2 separate regions of the Homo sapiens genome follow, and region 2 is linked to region 1. A link is an interaction called in ENCODE POLR2A ChIA-PET data of the cell type or tissue named here. Cell type or tissue: CD4-positive, alpha-beta T cell. All regions are shown on one strand. Links, peaks and the distances in the headings refer to the core of each region. The heading gives the core; the rest is flanking DNA. Region 1 overlaps PRKX (protein kinase cAMP-dependent X-linked catalytic subunit). Region 2 has its middle 31 kb from the start of PRKX.

Evidence for each region. Peaks named below come from ENCODE experiments on the same cell type or tissue, not always from the same donor. Only the 100,000 strongest peaks of a DNase experiment are listed, where the experiment ranks them.
Region 2: POLR2A ChIA-PET joins it to region 1 with 9 read pairs; 2 of 35 experiments call an interaction of 5 or more read pairs at or near these places.

What each region holds. Positions count from the first base shown.
Region 1 is chrX:3,624,564-3,634,705 of GRCh38, reverse strand. PRKX (protein kinase cAMP-dependent X-linked catalytic subunit) reads left to right here. Exons shown (of 9, transcript NM_005044.5): 5 at 8,192-8,287. Among named protein-coding and RNA genes, the nearest start is that of PRKX-AS1, 30 kb to the left of the region's middle. In CD4-positive, alpha-beta T cell, for the core only: no CTCF peak of the experiment used is centred there; no DNase peak of the experiment used is centred there.
Region 2 is chrX:3,739,164-3,749,305 of GRCh38, reverse strand. No RefSeq gene overlaps it. Among named protein-coding and RNA genes, the nearest start is that of PRKX, 31 kb to the right of the region's middle. In CD4-positive, alpha-beta T cell, for the core only: no CTCF peak of the experiment used is centred there; a DNase peak (open chromatin) is centred at 5,305.

The DNA of each region.
Region 1 (10,142 bases), core at 1,352-9,351:
AGAGAGAAAACATTTGTGAGGAGGTTGGCTGTATTTTCTGGGTTTTGTGAATCTCTTTAGTGTCCAGCTTTCACAAGGGCTGCTGGCCTCTCCTCCCTCTGTCTGCAGCCTGTCTGCTGTGCTGCGTGGCACGTTGTTTAGTTGAGGCATAGGAGAAAATTCATCACTATTCTGAACTGGAGTCAGAAAAACGATCTCAGCCATCCCTAAACTGAGGTCGGGAAGCCACCCTGGGACTCCACTTTGAGGGCCACTGCTGTGATGCCCAAGTCAACGTGCCCGGGGCTATATTTTCACCCTCTACTCTGCCCCAACCCTCACACACCCCAGTGCCTGCTCCTTCCGCTTTAACTGGCCCTCAAGTTCCCCTTTCTCATCTCCCACCTCAGCCTCCCTGATTCATCTGAGGAGCACAGATTTTATATTTATTTATTAATTATTATTATTTTTTTTCTTTAGAGGGACCCCTGCTCTGTCACCCAGGCTGGAGTGTAGTGGCGCGATCTCGGCTCACTGCAACCTCTGTCTCCTGGGTTCAAGCAATTCTCCTGCCTCAGCCTGCCGAGTAGCTGGGGTTACAGGTGCGTGCCACCGTGCCTGGCTAATTTTTGTATTTTTAGTAGAGATGGGGTTTCGCCATGTTGGCCAGCCTGCTCTCAAACTCCTGACCTCGAGTGATTAACCTGCCTCAGCCTCACAAAGTGCTGAGATTACAGGTGTGAGCCACCACGCCTGGCCTAAATTTTAGTTTTTAATCTGAAGGTATCGGGACAAGGATTTTTGAGGAAGAAGTCAAGGTGGGATGAAATTCTAGTGAAATTCTAGTGACGGCTTTCTTCTTTTCTCTAAAAACCTCTGCCTTCCTTTTCTTGAATGCATTTCCAAAGCACCTGTCTTCCAAGGCCAGCCCCGGTCCTCAGAACTGGAGCAGGTAGTGTGTCAGCTGATAGTTTAGGAGGGTGTTTTTCCAGCTGAGTAGGAGGGAGAACATCAGCTCACAGCGCCCAGGGTATCTCTGCCTGCACCATCCACTTTACTGGAAGATGTAAATAGGCGGAATGGTTACATTCAAATTTTACTGGCAAATGATAGAGCTAGTGGCACAATTGGTGTAAATTTTTTTCATTTTTCTTTTTTTGTTTTTGCAGACAGTTTTGCTCTGTTGCCCAGTCAGGAGTGCAGTGGTGCAGTCACAGCTCACTGCAGCCTGGACCTCCTGGGCTCAAGCAAACCCCCACCTCCGCCTCTTGAGTAGCTGGGATGACAGGTACACGTCACTGTACCTGGCTAATTTTTTAAAATTTTTTTGTAGAGATAGGGTCTTGCTATGTTACCCAGGCTGATTTCAAATTCCTAGGCTCAAGTGATCCACCTGCCTCGGCCTCCCAAAGTGCTGGGATGACAGCCGTGAGCCACTGCATGAGCGTTTTTTTTGTTTTTTTTTTTTTTCTTTTGAGACAGGGTCTTGTTCTGTGTCCAGATTGGAATGCAGTGGTGCAGTCATAGCTTACTGAAGCCTCGACCTCCTGGGCTCAAGCGATCCTCCTGCCTCAGCCTCCTGGGACTACAGAGGCTGTAGCTGGGGACCGCAGAGGCTGTAGCTGGGAACACAGGCACACACCAGCACGTCCAGATAATTTTTAAATTTTTTGTAGAGACGAGGTCTCACTGTGTTGTCCAGGCTGGTCTTGAACTCCTGGGCTCAAGCAGTCCTCCCGCGTTGGCCTCCCCAAATGCTGGGATGACAGGCATGAGCCACTGTGCCTAGCCTGGGCATGAATTTTTCAGGCGAAAATCTGGAGCTTGCATTCATGCTGATTAGCAGATTGTCCTTGCAAGTGTAGCTGTCACCACAGATCAATTTAACTTGCTTAATAATGCCAAATGCCATATAATGAGAATTTATTCTCCACTTGGTAAGAATTGGAAGCAGTCTGTATGTTTAGAGACAGAAATTTGAGGGTTTCAGAGGGCACTGCCCAGGCGTCCGGGGGAGTGCTGTTTCTCAGACACACACACACACTGTCTCTGCTTTTTCTTTCAGGCAAGATCATCAGTTAGTGCTCACTTATTATTTATCTTTTTCCGCTTATTAATACCTTTCCCATGATCTTATGTAATGTCTACTGTCCAAGAGCACTTCGTTTAATATTCTCCATAAATGTTTTTAGGTATGTATGGCACATTTCCTCCTGGAGTTTAATGCTCCATTCCTGTATTTGTGCATTATTCACACAGCTGAGTCGCCACCCAAACCCAGAGAGAAACAGGAATACAACTCCCCCAACTACTGTTACAGAGAACGCTGCGGGCAGGTGAGGGAGGACGGGCTCGGGAGGTTGTTAACGTCTGAGGCGGCAGGGTTGGCGCAGATCGCATGAGTGTCTGTACTCAGAGCTCTGCTTCCCAGCCTGGCCTGGGTGGTTTTTCAGTACGTTGTGGTGGCTCGTAACTCCAGGACCAGCGGCCCAAAGAGATACCCTATTGGGAAACTCACCTTCATGCTAAAGTGCAAAACAAGCAACTGAAATGTTATTTAAGAAGGAAGAAATGCTGTGTTAGGGCCACGTCGCACGCACCTAATCATTTACCTTTCTCTGGTAACTTTCATTTCCTCATGTAACCCACCCCCACTTCTCTGTCACCTCTCCCATTGATTTCCATTTTTGTACTTCATATTTCTCCTCTTTGTTTTTCTTTGAATTTTTCTCCACTGCAGTGTATTGGACAGTTCATGTGTGTAGTTCTACGTATGAATGTCCTGACGCTGCTGTTAGAAACTACCACAGACTGAAAGGTTTAAACAAGAGAACTTTATCCTCTCTTAGTCCGGGAGACCAGAAGTTTGAGATCAAAGTGTCTCAGGACTGTACTCCAGGGAAGGATCCTTTCTGCCTCTCCCAGTTCCTGGGGGCTCCAGCATCCCTGGGCTTGTGGCCACATCACTGCAGTCTCTGCCTCCACCTTCATGTGGCCTTCTCCTCTATGTCTCTGTCTCCTCTTCAGTCTCTTAGAAGGAAGGCCACCTGTCATTGGATTTAGGGCCATCCTAATCCAGGACGATCTCATCTCAAGATCCTTCAATTAATCACATCTGCAAAGACCCTATTGCTGAATAAGGTCTCATTCCAGGTCTGGGCATTAGGACGTGGACAGATCTTTCTGAGGGCCACAGTTCAATCCACTACACGTGTATCCAGTTCCCTCTGGAGGCTCTAGGGGAGGATACTCCCTGCCTCTCCCAGCTCCTGGGGGCTCCAGGCATCCCTGGGCTTGTGGCCGCATCACTGCTGTCTCTGCCTCTGTCCCCATGTGGCCTTCTCCTCTGTGTGTGTGCCTCCTCTTGAGTCTCTTATGAGGATACCTGTCATTGGATTTGGGCCTACCCTGTTCCAGGATGATCTCATCTGAAGCTCCTTAATTCTATCTGTGAAAACCCTGTTTCCCAATAAGGTCCCATTCACAGGTTGTTGGGGTAAGATCATGGATGTATCTTTTTGGGGACCTCTCATTCCGTCCACTCCACTGAATTTTGTTAAGGTCAGGAAGTGATTTGGAATCTACAGGAGAATTATTTTTGCTCATGGACATTTCTGATAATCAATGAGGGTGTCATTTGAAAGCTCCGTTTTATAAGGTATTTCCGTTGCTAGCATACCTGAATTAGAATATCTTAAGTCAAAAGAAGCTAAATGGAAAACATGACTTTGAGCCAATATGAGTATCTGTCCTGATCAATATGAGAAAATCTCAGAAGTACAACTTGTGCCACGGACATGTAAGTGTCTAGTATACACTTACTGGTTGATGAAATGGTTTGGCTTTGTGTCCCCACCCAAATCTCATGTTTAAATGTAATCCCCAGTGTTGGAGGTGGGACCTGGTGAGAGGTGGTTGGATCATGGGAGTGGTTTCTGACAGTTTAGCAACATTGCCCTAGTACAGTCTCATGATAGAGTTCTCAGGAGATCTGATGGTTTTAAAGTGTAGTACTTCCCCCTTTGCTCGCTTTCACTCATCTGCCACCATGTAAATGTGCCTTGCTTCCCCTTCGCCTTCCACCATGATTGTAAGTTTCCTGAGGCCTCCCCAGCCATGCGGAACTGTGAGTCAACTCAATCTCTTTTCTTTTCTTTTTTGTTTTTTGAGACAGAGTCTTGCTCTGTCGCCCAGGCTGGAGTGCAGTGGCGTGATCTCGGCTCACTGCAAGCTCCGCCTCCCGGGTTCACGCCATTCCGCTGCCTCAGCCTCCTGAGTGGCTGGGATTACAGGCGCCCGCCACCACGCCTGGCTAATTTTTTGTATTTTTGGTAGAGACAGGGTTTCACTGTGTTAGCCAGGATGGTCTCGATCTCCTTGACCTCGTGATCCGCCCACCTTGGCCTCCCAAAGTGTTGGGATTACAGGCATGAGCCACCGCGCCTGGCCTAAATCTTTTTTCTTTATAAATTACCCAGTCTCAGGTAGTTCTTTATAGCAGACTGAAAATGGACTAATACAGTTGACTTCTAGATGTTCTTGGATTTATCTTGGTCTTTGCAGTTTTAAGTATATATATTTTTTTAGTTTGTTTCACATATTTTGAACATTTCTAGGTATTAGTAAAGTCTGCTGGTTTCTGCAGCAGGACTGTAATCTTTTTACTACAGTCAACAAAGCATAGTATGACAATCTTGTTTTTACACATGCACCATTTTCAAGGCTGTATTTGCATGTATTTCTGTCTTTTTCCTGGTCTCCAGGGGTCAAGAAATGGTTTTCTTGGGGCAAAGAGCTTCGGTCAGCTTTGCAGACTACCCAGTCTCAGTTACAAGTACAGACTCTGCTCCTGCACCTTAAAAAGTAGTCACATAGTGAGACCGCATCCCTATAGAAAGTCAAAAAATTAGCCAGACATGGTGGCACACACCTGTGGTCCCCGCTACATGGGAGCCTGAGGTGGGAGGATGGCCTCCTGGGGGAGGTCAAGGCTACAGTGAGCTATGATTGCACCACTGCACTCCAGCCTGGGTGACAGAGTCAAACCCTGTCTCAAAACAAAAGAAAAATATGATATCTCAGGCTCTTTCATTTGGCCTGTACACATTTATTGAGCACCTGTTGTGTGCCACATACTGTTCCATGAATGAGGAATATAAAGAAATTCAGTAATGGGTGTGGTGGCTCACATCTGTAGTCCCATTACTTTGGAAGGCTGAAGTGGGAGGATCACTTGAGCCCAAGCGTTTGAGACCAGCCTGGGCAACATAGTGAGACCTTGTCTCTACCAAAAATTAAAAAAAAAAAAAAAACAAAACCCTGGCGTGGTGGTGCAGACCTGTAGCCCCAGCTGCTCAGGAGGCTGAAGTAGGAGCATAGCTTGAGCCCTGGAGGTGAAGGCTGAGTGCACTGAGCCAGGATCACGCTGCAGTACTCCAGCCTGGGGGCAACAGAGCAAGACCCTGTCTCAAAAAAAAAAAGTAGTTCACTGACATTCACTTGCAGTTTATTGAGGATGCCTTATAGTGCCGTGCAAGCAGGCTCAGTACCGGGCTGGACATAATCAGGTATTGCTCGTGCTGTAGAGTGAAGGAAGCCTCGAGAAAGGTGTCCTGTTCTTGGCCATAGTGGCGTATTCACCACTGTAAACTTTATTTTAACAATTATTTTATATTTCATTTCATTTATGTACTCCATCTCTCTCTGTCACCCAGGCTGGAGTGCAGTGGCACGATCTCAGCTCACTGCAACCTCTGCCTCTCAGGTTCAAGCAATTCTCCTGGCCCAGCCTCCTGAGTAGCTGAGATTACAAGCACCGGGGACCATGCCCAGCTAATTTTTGTATTTTTAGTAGAGACGGGTTTCACCATGTTGGCCAGGCTGGTCTGGAACTCCTGACCTAAAGTGACCTGCCTGCCTCAGCCTCTCAAAGTGTTGGGATTGCAGGCATGACCCACAGCATCCAGCCTATTTTATATTTTATTTTATTTTGAGACAAGGTCTCACTCTGTCACCCAGGCTGGAGTGTGGTGGTGTGATCACAGCTCACTGCAGCCTTGACCTCCTGTGCTCAAGCGATCCTCCCCCCTCAGCCTCCCAAGTAGCTGGGACCACACATATGCACCACCACACTCAGCTAATATATATTTTTTTAAGACTGGGTTTTGCCATATTTCCCAGGCTTATTTTATTTTTTAAATTGACACATAATAATTGTACATATTCATGGGGTAGACAGTGATGCTTTGATACAAAGAATGGAGTAATCAGATCAGGGTAATTAGCATATCCATTTCAATTATTTACCATTTCTTTGTGTTAGGAACATTCAATATCCTCTATGTATTTGAAACAATACGACATGTTATTGCTAATTATAGTCACCCTACAAGACTATAGAACACTGGAACATATTCCTCCTATCTGCTTGTAATTTTGTATCCTTTAACAAACCTCTCCCTATCTCTCACTTCTTCCCTTCCCAGCGTCTAGTATCCTCTGTTCTTCTTTATCCTTTCAGGAGATCAGCTTTTTTTTAGCTTTCATGTATGAGTAAGCACAAGTGCTGTTTAATGTTCTTTTCCTGGCTTATTTCACCTAACATAATGTCCTCCAGTTTCATCCATGTTGCTGCCAGTCAGAGGATTGTATTCCTTTTCATGGCTGAATAGTATTCTACTGTGTGTAGATACCACCTTTTCTTTACCTATCTGCTCATCTGTTGATGGACATCTACGCTGATTCCCTATCTTGGCTGTTGTGAATGGTGCTGTGGTAAACATGGGCGTGCCGATGTCTCTCCAGTATCATGACTTCCTTTCCTTTGAACAGATACCTAGTAATGTGATGGCTGGGTCATATGGGAGTTCTATTTCTAGCTTTTCTGAGGAACCTCCATACTCTTCTCTATGGTGGCTCTACTAGTTTACGTTCCCACCAACATTGCGTAAGAGTTCCCTTTTTGGCCAGGCACAGTGGCTCACGCTGGTAATCCTAGCACTTTGAGAGACCAAGCTGGGTGGATCACTTGAGCCCAGGACTTCAAGACCAGCCTAGGCAACATGGTGAAACCCCCGCTCTACAAAAAAAAATACAAAAATTAGCTGGCATGGTGGCAGATACCTGTGATCCCAGCTACTTGGAAGGCTGAGGCAGGTAGATCGCTTGAGCCTGGGAGGCAGAGGTTGCAGTGAGCTGAGATTGCACCGCTGCACTCCAGCCTGGGAGACAGAGCGAGATCCTGTCTCAAAAAAAAAAAAGAGTTCCCTTTTCTCCACATCCTCACCAGCATTTCTTATTTTTGTGTGTATGTGTCTTTTTTTTTTTTTTTTTTTAATTTTTTTTGAGACAGAGTTTCACTCTTGTTTCCCAGGCTGAAGTGCAATGGCACGATCTCGGCTCACTGCAACCTCCACCTTCCGGGTTCAAGTGATTCTCCTGCCTCAGCCTCCCAAGTAGCTGGGATTACGGACGCGTGCCACCACGCCTGGCTAATTTTTGTATTTTTAGTAGAGATGGGGTTTCACCATGTCGGCCAGACTGGTCTCAAACTCCTGACGTCAGGTTATCCACCCGCCTCGGCCTCCCAAAGTGCTGGGATTACAGTGTCTTTTTGATAATGGCCGTCTTAATTGGGTTGAGATGATTGACACCTCATTGAGGTTTTGATTTGCATTTCCCTGATGATTAGTGACGTTGAGCATTTTTTTTCATATACATGTTGGCCTTTTCCATGTCTTCTTTTGAGAAATGTCTGTGAAGACCACCTGTCCATTTTTTAATTGGAGTGCTTATCTTTTCGCTCTTGAGACATTTGAGTTCCATGCTTGGTCATGGTGGTGGATTCACCCCGGTAAACATGAGAGAGCATTGCTGTCCAGTGTTTAGTGCACAGTTAAGGAATGGGCTGGTGGCCCCTCAATAAGATGCCCAAAAAGGAGTTGCCTTCTGCTCAGCAGACGCCTCTCAAATGGTCTTTATATTCTCTCCAAGGGAGCTTCCCCTGCATCGGACTGTGGCACACGATGCCTTGCCTCTTAGAACCATCTGACTGTCACGTGCTTTCAGATCGTGACAACTTCAGTGTGCGGGGAAGAGCATGTGAAATAAATTACCTTCTGCCTGTGTGAAGCAGAAATAGCTATCGTTACAAAGCAGGGATTTTTTTCCATGCTTACTCCCCACTAAAAATACATGTTTGTTTTTCTAACAGGTTTCCTCCGTTTTTTGATGACAACCCGTTTGGCATTTATCAGAAAATTCTTGCAGGCAAAATAGATTTCCCCAGACATTTGGATTTCCATGTAAAGTAAGTAAACCGTTTGCCTCATCATGAGGTGTGTTTATTTTTAAAGTGTCTAAAATCACCGTGAAAGCACGCACTCAGCAGGATACCATATTGTGTTATTAAATGTGCTGCGCATAAACTATTTTGGACAGTTGTCTTTTCCACAAGAAAAGAAAAAGATTTTCAGTATTCTACTTTAATGATAGCTTCACATTTTAATGAGTCTTGGCCGTATTGTGTTCTTTTGGTGGTATGTTATATTTAAAATGAGCCAATGAACGAGTTTGTCATCGTATTTTATAAGAGAGCAGTTTTGGAATTTGACAAGAAGGATCCTCCTAGTTCTGTGGCTAACAGAACTGTTGATGGGTTTAGCAGAGTTTTATCCTTTCTCTCCTGCTTAAATTATGCTCAACCTCTAAGTCCTTTTTAACGTCAACATTTTCAGTTCTGAGCATGTTGCTTCAAGGATATTTACAGTTGCTGGATATTGGCAACTTTGGATGCACATTTTATAAAGGTCGTGGCAGTAGGGAAAAAATATATTATTTTCTTAAATATAAGAACGCGGCTGGGCGTGGTGGCTCATGCCTGTAATCCCAGCACTTTGGGAGGTTGAGGTGGGTGGAACACGAGGTCAGGAGATCGAGACCATCCTGGGAAACACGGTGAAACCTCGGCTCTACTGAAAATATAAAAAATTAGCTGGGTGTGGTGGTGGGCGCCTGTAGTCTCAGCTACTTGGGAGGCTGAGACAGCGGAATCGCTTGAACCCAGGAGGCGGAGGTTGCAGTGAGCTGAGATCGCACCACTACATTCCAGCCTGGGCGACAGAGCAAGATTCTGTCTCAAAAAAAAAAGAATGCTTTTGGTTTTCTGGCTACCTTACCCAATCTGGTCAACTGGTAGCCATTTTTACTGTAATAAGCACTGATTTCTGTTTGTTTCACTGTATTTTTCAGATGAGTTGATGGGTGCACCAGCCCCCTGGGCACAAACTAGAGCTAAATGCATCTAGTTGAGAATTAAACTTTTCTTTTCCATGGTCTATTTTCTTATGAGCCGGTGGAAGTTCAGTTCAGAGAAGACTTATTTCAGGGCGATGGAGCAGGTTGTTTTGAATATGCCCCTTATGGGGCCACTGGCTACGTTCAGTTGAGTTTCTTGGTGGTGAACGCACCCCATCCTAACCAGAGGTTCTTAGTCTGAACAGAAGATAAGGTCGTGTTTTATTGGCTTGAGCATGTGTTGTGTTTGACACACTAAGAGGCAGGCTTTAAAAGACTTTAGCAAGAAAACGAGGCTCCGCTTAACAATGAGTCGCCTAGAAGGGACACCCTGTCCAGTGAATGGTAAGACAGGGAGGTGTCAGGGGAAACAGCACCTCAGAAGCCGACTGCTCTGGAAGGAAATAGAAAGGATTATATAGAACCTCTCTCTCAGGCCCCAAATCCCATCTGAGTTGAGTGACATTATATTAAGTGGATGGCAAAGCACTTTTATGATCGAGTTTGGCCAGGTGAGGTGCTCATGCCTGTAATCCCAGCACTTCAGGAGCAATCCGAAGTGGGAGGATTGCTTGGGGCCAATCCAATAGTTTGAGGCCAGCCTGGACAATGTAGCAAGACCCCATGTCTACAAAAAATTTAAAAATTAGCTGGGCATGGTAGCAAGTGCCTGTAGTCCCAGCTACTAGGGAGGCTGAGATGGGAGGACTGCTTGAGCCCAGGAAGTCGAGGCTGCAGTGACCTATGATTGCACCACTGCACTCCAGACTGGATGAAAGAGTGAAACTCTGTGTCAAGAAAAGAAAAAATAATAAAATTAAAAGATATAATTATATATATATATGGGGGGGGTTTCCAATGTTCTGTGG
Region 2 (10,142 bases), core at 1,351-9,350, 110 kb before region 1:
CATGCAACAAACCTGCACATGTACCCCTTGAACCGGAAATAAAAGTTGGAAAGAAAAAATAATAGGCCAGGCGCGGTGGTTCATGCCTGTAATCCCAGCGCTTTGGGAGGCCGAGGCGGGCGGATCACCTGAGGTCATGAGTTTGAGACCAGCCTGACAAACATGGTGAAACCCTGTCTCTACTAAAACTACAAAAATGAACCAGGCATGGTGGCAGGCGCCTGTAATCCCAGCTACTCGGGAGGCTGAGGCAGGAGAATCACTTGAACCCAGGAGCCGAGATCACGCCACTGTACTCCAGCCTGGGCGACAGAGCGAGACTCTGTCACAAAAAAGAAAAGAATACTTCTTTTTTAATTTAATTTTATTTACTTATTTATTTATTTTAGAGACACGGTCTCCACTCTGTCACCCAAGCTGGAATGCAGTGGTGCAATCACAGCTCACTGAACTCTTGAACTCCTGGGCTGAAGTTTTCTCCCACCTCACCCACCCGAGTAGCTGGGACCACAGGCACATACCATCATACACAAAACCAATTTTAATTTTTTTGTAGAGACAGGGTCTTACTGTGTTACCCAGACTGGTCTCAAACTCCTAGCCTCTGGCGATGCTCCTACCTCAGCCTCTAAAACTCTGGGATTACAGATGTGAGCCACCATGACTGGCCTCTAATTTTAAATGTAGTTTTTATTCTTTTTATTCTTGTCAAAGTGATACATGTATAAAGCTCAAAAGATGAAGCCAAACCTTAAGCTTATGTCTTGCCCTCAAGGTTCACTCCTATTTTTTTTCTGGGATCTACTTTATATTTTGAAATAACATATTTGCCCAGAAATCTCTTGTGTTTCTTAACTTTAGATGGTATCTATTAACTTTCTGTTTGTAGGATGATGGCTTTTCGTTTTTTGCCCAATCACCATTCCCTCAAGTGCCTGCACACATACACACACACACACACACACACACACACACATTTCCTTTCTATTCAGCTTCCTGATATGGCTACATCACCAATGTTTACTAAATGAATACCCAAACTTACATTATGTGAGTTCTCTAAATACTGAGATGTGCCTAACTTCCCTTCCTTGTATACATTCTTGAATTTCCTAAGCTTGCTAGCTGTTCATGGTTTGCCTTCTAAAATTCTTTTCACAGACTTATTACGAGACTGAAAATCCCTTCCAAATACCGTTAACACCTAAGGTAGTCACATCATGATGGTGAACACAGCCTCCTGGGACCCTACAACTTCCTTCTCCAACCTGGATTCAAGGCTTTCTAAGACACCCCCAGAGCTACTGTCCCCAGGACATCCCGTTTCCAAACAGCCTGGGTTTGTAGCCTGGATTGCTTCTTGTGGTATCTTGATCAGATAAGTCTGCGTCTCTGCAGCTCAGTTTCCATGACTGGTTGGAAAATGAGAATAATAATAGTCACGTGCATTAAATGTGATCGTGGTTGTAAAATGTTAAGGCTAGCTCCCTACTCACTGTGTGCAGGATGTTATTTTTATGGTCATCCTGAAAATTCCCCCCAAATTTCTTCACGTTAGCTGCATCAGTTCCTGAATTCCATGTCTCCCTCATGCTCAAATTGCCCTCATTTCCTCAAATCCAGTTTTCTAAGACATTACCAGCAAGAGTGCATGGGGGTTACCGTTAAGAGGCATTCTGCAGCTACGTGAGCTCCAGCCTTCATGCTCAGTCCCTCATGTGGCATGGCTGGGTTGTGTATGCAATCCTAGACATTTCCCCCCAAAATGGTGAAGGCATCACTGTTACTATTGAGCTTCCAGTGCTGCTGAGCCTGAGGCAAAGTCGAATCCCTTTTTTATTTTTTCTCAACCCTTTGCATCTCTCTCTCTCTCATTTTCTTTTTTTTTTTTTTTAGACGGAGTCTTGCTCTGTCCCCCAGGCTGGAGTGCATTGGCACGATCTCGGCTCACTGCAAGCTCTGCCTCCCGAGTTCAGATGATTTTCCTGCCTCAACCTCCCGAGTAGCTGGGATTACAGGCACACACCACCACTCCCGGCTAATTTTTGTATTTTTAGTAGAGATGGGGTTTCACCATGTTGGCCAGGCTGGTCTTGAACTCCTGACTTCAAATGATCCACCCACCTCGGCCTCCCAAAGTGCCTGGATTACAGGCGTGAGCCACTGTGCCCGGCCTCTCATTTTCTCTCTCATTCTCTCTTTCTCTCTCTTATTCTCTCTTTCATTCTCTTTCTCTCTCCCACTCTGTTTCTCTCATTCTCCCTCCCAGTCTCTCCGTCTCTCTTCTTTTGCATAATTCTGTCATTCTCTTTCTCTCTCATTCTCTCTCCCACAATCTCTCTCTTTCTCTCCCTCTTCTTTCCCTCTCTCTTTTTGCATGACTCTGTCATTCTCTCTCATTCTTTCTCCCACTCAGTTTTCTCTCTTTTTGCATGACTCTGTCACTCTCTCTCTCTGTCATTCTCTCGCTCTGTGTCTTTCTCCCTCCGCCTCCCCAGCCCCCACTATTCTAGAGTCTTTTCTCTTCCCCCTTCACACACTGAAATGTCACAACAATGCGAGCCATTTTCCTCCCAGTCTCATGGAGACCCAGAAACTTAGAGGTTCTCCTATATTTGAGTAAAACATTCTCATTTCAGGCTGAGCGCGGTGGCTCACACCTGTAATCCCAGCACTTTGAGAGGCCAAGCGGGGGCAGGTCTCTTGAGTCCAAAGTTTGAGACCAGCCTGGGCAACATGGCAAAACCCTGTCTCTACTAAAAATACAAAAAGAATTTGCCTGATGAGGGGCTGCATACCCATGGACCCAGCTACTCAGGGGGCTGAGGTGGGAGGATCACTTGAGCCTGGGAGGTCAAGGCTGCAGTGAGACATGATTGCACCATTGCACTCCAGCCTCGGCAACAGAGCAAGACCCTGTCTCAAGAAAAAGAGAAAAAATATCATTCTCATTTCAAGCCATTTATCCCCTCTTTTCTCACACATAGAAGCAAGCTTGGTTTCATTTCTCTAATTTTCGATGTAGCATGTTTAAGCAGTAGGAGAGATACCTGGACCTCTAGATGCTAATTAACATTGGCATTGATGAGACACGTCTGCCTACTTAATGAACACGTTCTGATCGCTCCTGTTTTGAGGCAGTATGCTGAGAGTCAGAAATAAAAAGGCTGAGGGAAACATTATATTCTCCTTTCCAGATGATATAGTCTAATGGGAAATGCAGGTTTATGAACAAATAACCAGGACTTACTGTTAGACATAGTACATAGCACATAGCAAATTTAACAAAATAGTTTATCTTTGCTGTGTGTTTGTGTGTGTGTGTGTGTGTGTGTGTGCACGCGCGCATGGGTGTCTGTCTCTCTTTTTCCCCCTCAGCAGACAAAAGACGAGGATGACCTTTAGAAGGCTTGGAGGCAGATGGATGCTGCGGTGTGAATGTGTGTGACCCCCAAAATTCCTATGTTGAAATGCTAACCCCCAAAGTCATGAGGTTAGGAGGTGGGACCTTTGGGAGGTGCTGATGTCATGAGGGTGGGGCCTCATGAATGGGATCAGTGCCCTTAGAAAAGGGACCCCAGAAAGCTCCCTCACCCTTTCCACCATGTGAGGACACAGTGAGAAGGTGCCATCTATGAACCAGGAAGCCCTCACCAGACACTGAATCTGCCACACCTTGCTCCTGGACCTCCAGCCTCCAGAACCATGAGCAATAAACATCTGTTGTCTACAAGCCTCCCAGCCCAAATGGACTAGGACTCTAAGCTAGCAGTAACTGTCATGGCAGGCAGGACGGAGATGGAGGCAATGAACTCATGGCAATACACAGGACAACCCAACAAGAAGTCCCAGAAATCTTAACCATCTCAGGAATGGGAGACAGCAGGTGGCTCTCAAGGTGCAGACACAGGCGGGGCTGGAGACAGGAGCTTTGCACAGCAGTGCTTGTCAGAAGAATTCTCCTCCTACTCCTTGCAGCCAGATGAACACATCTCGACAACTTGGACAAACTTACTTGTAATTTTAACCAGTGATGAATAAGCAAAGATCTAGATTCATGGACGCCGGAGAGAGCTGAGAGTAAAGGTGAGATAATGTGCCAGAAAAAATAAGATTAAGAAAAAGTCTGACACTCCCAAATATGTACCCCAAAGAAATAAAAGCAGTGAGATGCAAAACAGTACATACGCACTCATGTTCATAGCAGGGACTGAGTAGCACACTACAGTGTTCACTACACCAGGGATGCTCTCTCTCTACATATATGTTTTTGTTTTTTTTTGAGACAGGGTCTCACTCTGTTGCTCAGGCTGAAATATAGTAGCACGATCACAGGTCACCGCAGCGTCAACCCCCCAGGTTCAAGCAATCCTCCTACCACTCACTCCCAAATAGCTGAGACTACAGGTGTGCTGCACCGTACCTGGCTATTTTTTGTATGTTTTTTAGAGACAAGGTTTCACTATGTTACCCAGGCTGGTCTCAAACGTCTGAGCTCAAACAATCTGCCCACCTTGGTCCCTCAAAGTGCTGGGATTACAGGCATGAGCCACCGCACCCAGCCCATGTTCTATCTTTTATTTATTTATTTATTTATTTGAGACTGAGTCTCACTCTATGGCCCCAGCTGGAGTGCACTGGCATGATCTCAGCACATGGCAACCTCTGCCTCCTGGGTTCAAGCGATTCTCATGCCTCAGCCTCCCGAGTAGCTGGGATTACAGGCGTACACCACCACACCTGGTTAACTTTTGTATTTTTGGTAGAGATGGGGTTTCACCATGTTGGCCAGGATGGTCTCGAACTCCTGACCTCAAGTGATCCACCCGCCCCAGCCTCCCAAAGTGCTGGGATTACAGGCGTGAGCCACTGTGCCCAGCCTATTTATTTATTTACCTTTTATTTTAGGTTTGGGTGTACATGGAAAGGTTTGTTAATCAGTAAACATGTGTCACAGGGGTTTGCTGTACAGATTATTTCATCACCCAGGTACTAAGCCCAGCACCCAATGGTGATCTTTTCTCTCCTCTCCCTCCTCCCACCCGCCCCGCTCAAGTAGACCCCAGCGTCTGTTGTTTCTTTCTTTGTGTTCATGAGTTCTTGTCATTTAGCTCCCAGCTCTATATTTTTCACCAACGGAACCAGAAAGCTTTTCTGAGTAATTAATTGCATGATGACCTCAGCAATATCTAAGAAAAATGATTCTGGAAGCTGTGGTGGGGGGTGGGGTTGACGCTTTAAAGAGAAAGCTACAGGAAGGGTATGGCAAGTCTGTGGTCATGGGCTGAAGTAGTCCTGGGCAGGAGATGAATGACAGAGATAGACAGGAAAGTCTCCACCATGATGGTGCTGATAAAAGCAAAGTCAAGAGGATGTGGTGACCGATTCTGCATTGTAAAAAACAAGAGGAAGATAAAGATGACGTCCAAATTAGTGCCTGAGAGGACTAAACAGAATATGTACGTAAGAGATATATATATATATATATATATATATATATATAGATAGATAGAGAGAGAGAGAGAGAGAGAGAGAAAGTGTGAAAGAGAGAACGAAGACGATTAGATTGGGGGGTGGTGTAGAAATGAATTCACTTTTTATTACTTTTACTCTATAAAATGCATTTTAGACTCTGAAATTTTACAAGGAAATAGTAAGAATTAAGGAAGTCTTTAAAGTGCCACTTGAAAATCATGTTATATTGCAAGTACTACACTGGCTTTAATATTCAAGACTCTCATTTCTTTTTTTTTTTTTTTTTTTTTTGAGACAGAGTCTCACTCTGTCGCCCAGGCTGGAATGCAGTGGCCCAATCTCAGCTCACTGCAACCCCTGCCTCCCAGGTTCAAGCAATTCTCCTGCCTCAGGCTCTACCTCAGATTACAGGCATGCGCCACCACGCCTGGCTAATTTTTGTATTTTTAGTAGAGATGGGGTTTCACCATATTGGTCAGGCTGGTAAGACTCTCATTTTTTTTTTTTTTTTTTTTTGAGATGCGGTCTCACCCTGTAGCACAGGCTGGAGTGCAGTGGCTGGATCATGGGTCACTGCAGCCTTTAGCCCCCTGCTCAAGAGATCTTCCCACCTCCATCTCCCGAGTAGCTGGGACCACAGGCACATGCCACCATGCCCAGCTCGTTTTTGTATTTTTTTGTAGAAATCGGGTCTCACTATGTTGCCCAGGCTGGTCTCAAACTCCCGGGCTCGAGCAGTCATCTCACCTTAGCCTCCTAAATTTCTGGGATTATAGACATCAGCCACCGTGTCCAGCTAAGACTCTCATTTCTTACCAAGACCTGATAGTATGTCTTATTTGGGTTATTAGTTGAATTTTAGGTTATTTCATTAAGTACATGAAAATAATTAAAATGGATGACCAGGTGCAGTGGCTCACATCTGTAATCTCAGCACTTTGGGAGGCTGAAGTGGGTACATTGCTTGAGCCTAGGAGTTCAAGATCAGCCTGGGCAATATAGCAAGACCCCATTTCTACAAAAATATTTTTTAAATAGCCAGGTGTGGTGGTGCATGCCTGTAGTCCCAGCTACTCAGGAGGCTGAAGTGGGAGGACCATCTGTGCCCAGGAGACAGAGGCTGCATTGAGCCGTGATGGCACCACCGCACTCCAGCCTGGGTGACAGAGTGAGACCCTGTCTCAAAAATAAATAAAATAAATGGACTCATAAAATAAGTTGTTTTCATTCTTAAAAGGACAAGATATTTTAAAATAGCTTCACATGACATGAAGTCCACTTGTCTTCTTGAGTAGAGAAAGTTAACACCTTTGAGGGATGTCCACTGGTATCTAGGATGTGTTGCGTCACAAAACAGGGTGGGAAAATGTAAACAAAAACAAAAACAAAAAAACAAGCTGGTTCTCAACAGTCCTACCACTGACTGTAATTTTGAGGTTATTTTCTTCATGGATATCTTTGTTCCTGGTCTGTTCCAGTTCTGAAATTCTGATTGACTTCTTGACGCAATCACATGACATCAAAATTGCTGAAAAAGTCCCATCACTACAGTGTGAGTAAATCAGCTGGTAGAATTATTTTCTTTTCCTTTCACTCATGGGTGAGTATATCGTATTTTGTACAGTTCAAGAATAATAGAACGAACACCTACATAAATGCAATTTAAATCAAAACATGCATCCCATACCTCAAAAGGGCCTTGTGTGCCTCTCTCAACCCAGAATTTATGTTAACCACTTATGTTATTCATCAATTTGTTTTATATATAGTTTAGTGATGTGTCTCATCTCTACACTGTATATTATGTTGTCTGTGTGTGTTTTTGTTTTGTGCTGTTTTTTAGAGACAGGGTCTCACTGTGTTCCCCAGCCTGGAGTACAATAGTGCGATCATGGCTCACGGCAGCCTCAAAGTCGTGGGCTCAAGCGATCCTCCCATTGCAGCCTCTCAAGTAGCTGGGACTACAGGTAGCACCACCATGCCAGGATAATATTTTTATTTGTATATATTTGTAGCATTCATTTTTAAAAAAATTTATTCATCATGAGTAAGATTGAGCATCTTTTCACATGTTTGAGTCACTTTTTTTTTGAGACAGTCTCGCTCTGTTGCCCAGGCTGGAGCGCAGTGGCACTATCTCGGCTCACTGCAACCTCTGCCTCCCGGGTTCAAGCGATTCTCCTGCCTCAGCCTCCCGAGTAGCTGGGATTACAGGTGTGCACCACCACGCCCGGCTAATTTTATTTTTGTTTTTGTAGAGACAGGGTGTCATTACGTAGCCCAGGCTGGTCTTGAACTCCTGGACTCAAGCAATAATCTCGCCTCAGCTTCCCAAAGTGCTGGGATTATAGGCATGAGCTGCTCCCGGCCTGTGTTTTTTTTTTTGTCTTTGTTGTTGTTGTTTTTCAACCTCTGATATATTACTTTATTTTTATTTTTATTTATTCTACTTTAAGTTCTAGGGTACACGTGCACAACGTGCAGGTTTGTTACATATGTATACATTTTTAGTAGATTTTATTTTTTAGAGCAGTTTTAGATTGACAGCAAAATTGAGAGGAAGGTACAGAGAGTTCCATGGACCCCCTACCCTGAACATGCATCACCTCCCCTGCTGTCTGTGGCAGCTGATGAACCGGCATTGACACATCATTGACACCAGAGCCCATCGTTCACTTTCGGGTTCACACTTGGTGGCGGACGTTCTGTGGGTTTGGGTAAATGTATAATAGCATGGATATACCACTATAGTGTCACGCAGAGGAGTTTCACTACACTAAAAATCCTCTGTACTCCGCCTATTCATTCCCACATCCTGGCAACCACTGATCTTTTTACTGTCTCATAGTTTTGCCTTTTCCAGAAAGTCCTATAGTTAGAATCGCATGTAGCCCTTTTGGATTGTCTTCTTTCAATTAGTAATATGTCCGGCTTATAGCTCATTTCTTTTCTCTTTTCTTCTTTTTCCTTTGTTTCTTTTTTTTTCTCTTTTTTTTTTTTTTTTTTTTTTGAGACAGGGTCTCACTCCATTGCCCAGGCTGGAGTGCAGTGGTGCAATCATAGCTCACTGCAGCCTTGACCTCCTACGCTTAAGCAATCCTCTCACCTCAGCCTCCTGAGTAGCTGGGACTACAGGTGCACACCACCACATTTTAAAATGTTTTATAAAAACAGGATCTCACTACGTTGCCCAGGCTGGTCTCGAGCGCCTGGGCTCAAGGGATTCTCCCTTGGCCTCCCAAAGTGCTGGGACTACAGGCACAAGCCACCACATCTGACCCTTATTTCTTTATATATATATTTTTTATTATTTTTTTCTCATTCTTGCTGTCATCTTACTCTTTTTTTTTTTTTTTTTTTTTTGACATGGAGTCTCGTTCTGTCACCCAGGCTAGAGTGCAGTGGCATGATCTTGGCTCACTGCAACCTCCACCTCCTGGGTTCAAGCGATTCTCCTGCCTCAGCCTCCTGAGTAGCTGGGACCACAGGTGCCCACCACCATGCCTGGCTAATTTTTGTATTTTTAGTAGAGACGGGGTTTCACCACATTGGCCAGGCTGGTCTCAAACTCCTGACCTTGTGATCCTCCCACCTCAGCCTCCCAAAGTGTTGGGATTACAGGCGTGAGCCACCATGCCCGGCCTGTTTTTTGTTTGTTTTTGTTTTTGTTTTTTGAGACAGAGTCTCACTCTGTCAGCCAGGCCTGGGGTGCAGTGGTGCGATCTAGGCTCACTGCAACCTCCGCCTCCCTGGTTCCAGCGATTCTCCTGCCTCAGCCTCCTGAATAGCTGGGATTACAGGCACACGCCACCATGCTGGCTAATTTTTGTATTTTTAGTAGAGATGGGGTTTTGCCATGTTGTCCAGGCTGGTCTCAAATTCCTGACATCAGGTGATCTGCCTGCCTCGGCCTCCCAAAGTGCTGGGATTACAGGCGTGAGCCACTGCACCCAGCCTCTTCTTTCTTTTTAATGCTGAATGATATCCCATTATCTGGATGCAACATGGTCTATTTGTCTATTCACCTACTGAAAGACGTCTTCCTTGCCTCCAAGTTTTGACAATTATAAATAAGGCTGTTGTAAACATCCATGTGCAGGTTTTCGCGTGGACACAAGTTTTCAATTCTTTTGGGTAACCATTGAGAGTGATTGCTGGATCATATGCCAGGACATATTTAGTTTTGTAAGAAACAGCCAAACTGTCTTCCAAAGTGACTGTACCATTTTGCATTCCCACCAGCCATGAATGGTCATTCCTGTTGCTCCACGACCTCATCAGCTTTTGGTGATGTCAGTGTTCTGGCTTTTGGCCATTCTCACAGATGTGTATTGGTATCTCATTGTTGTTTTAATTTGCATTTCCCCACTTTGCTTGTTTCCAATCTCTATATAATCATAATGACATTGTATGGAGTTTTTTTCAAGCTATTTCCTTCACCATTGTTTCAAGAATTACACCACTGAAGTAGGTAGCTGTGTTTCTGTTGTTCTTTGCTGCATATTGTTCCATGATCTGAATATCCCACATTTTTTTAAACATCATGAACATTTGGATTGTTTCTCATTGATATGGTTTGGCTGTGTCTCCACTCAAATCTCATCTTGAATTGTAGCTCCCATAATTCCCACATGTTGTGGGAGGGACCCGATGGGAGATAATTGAAT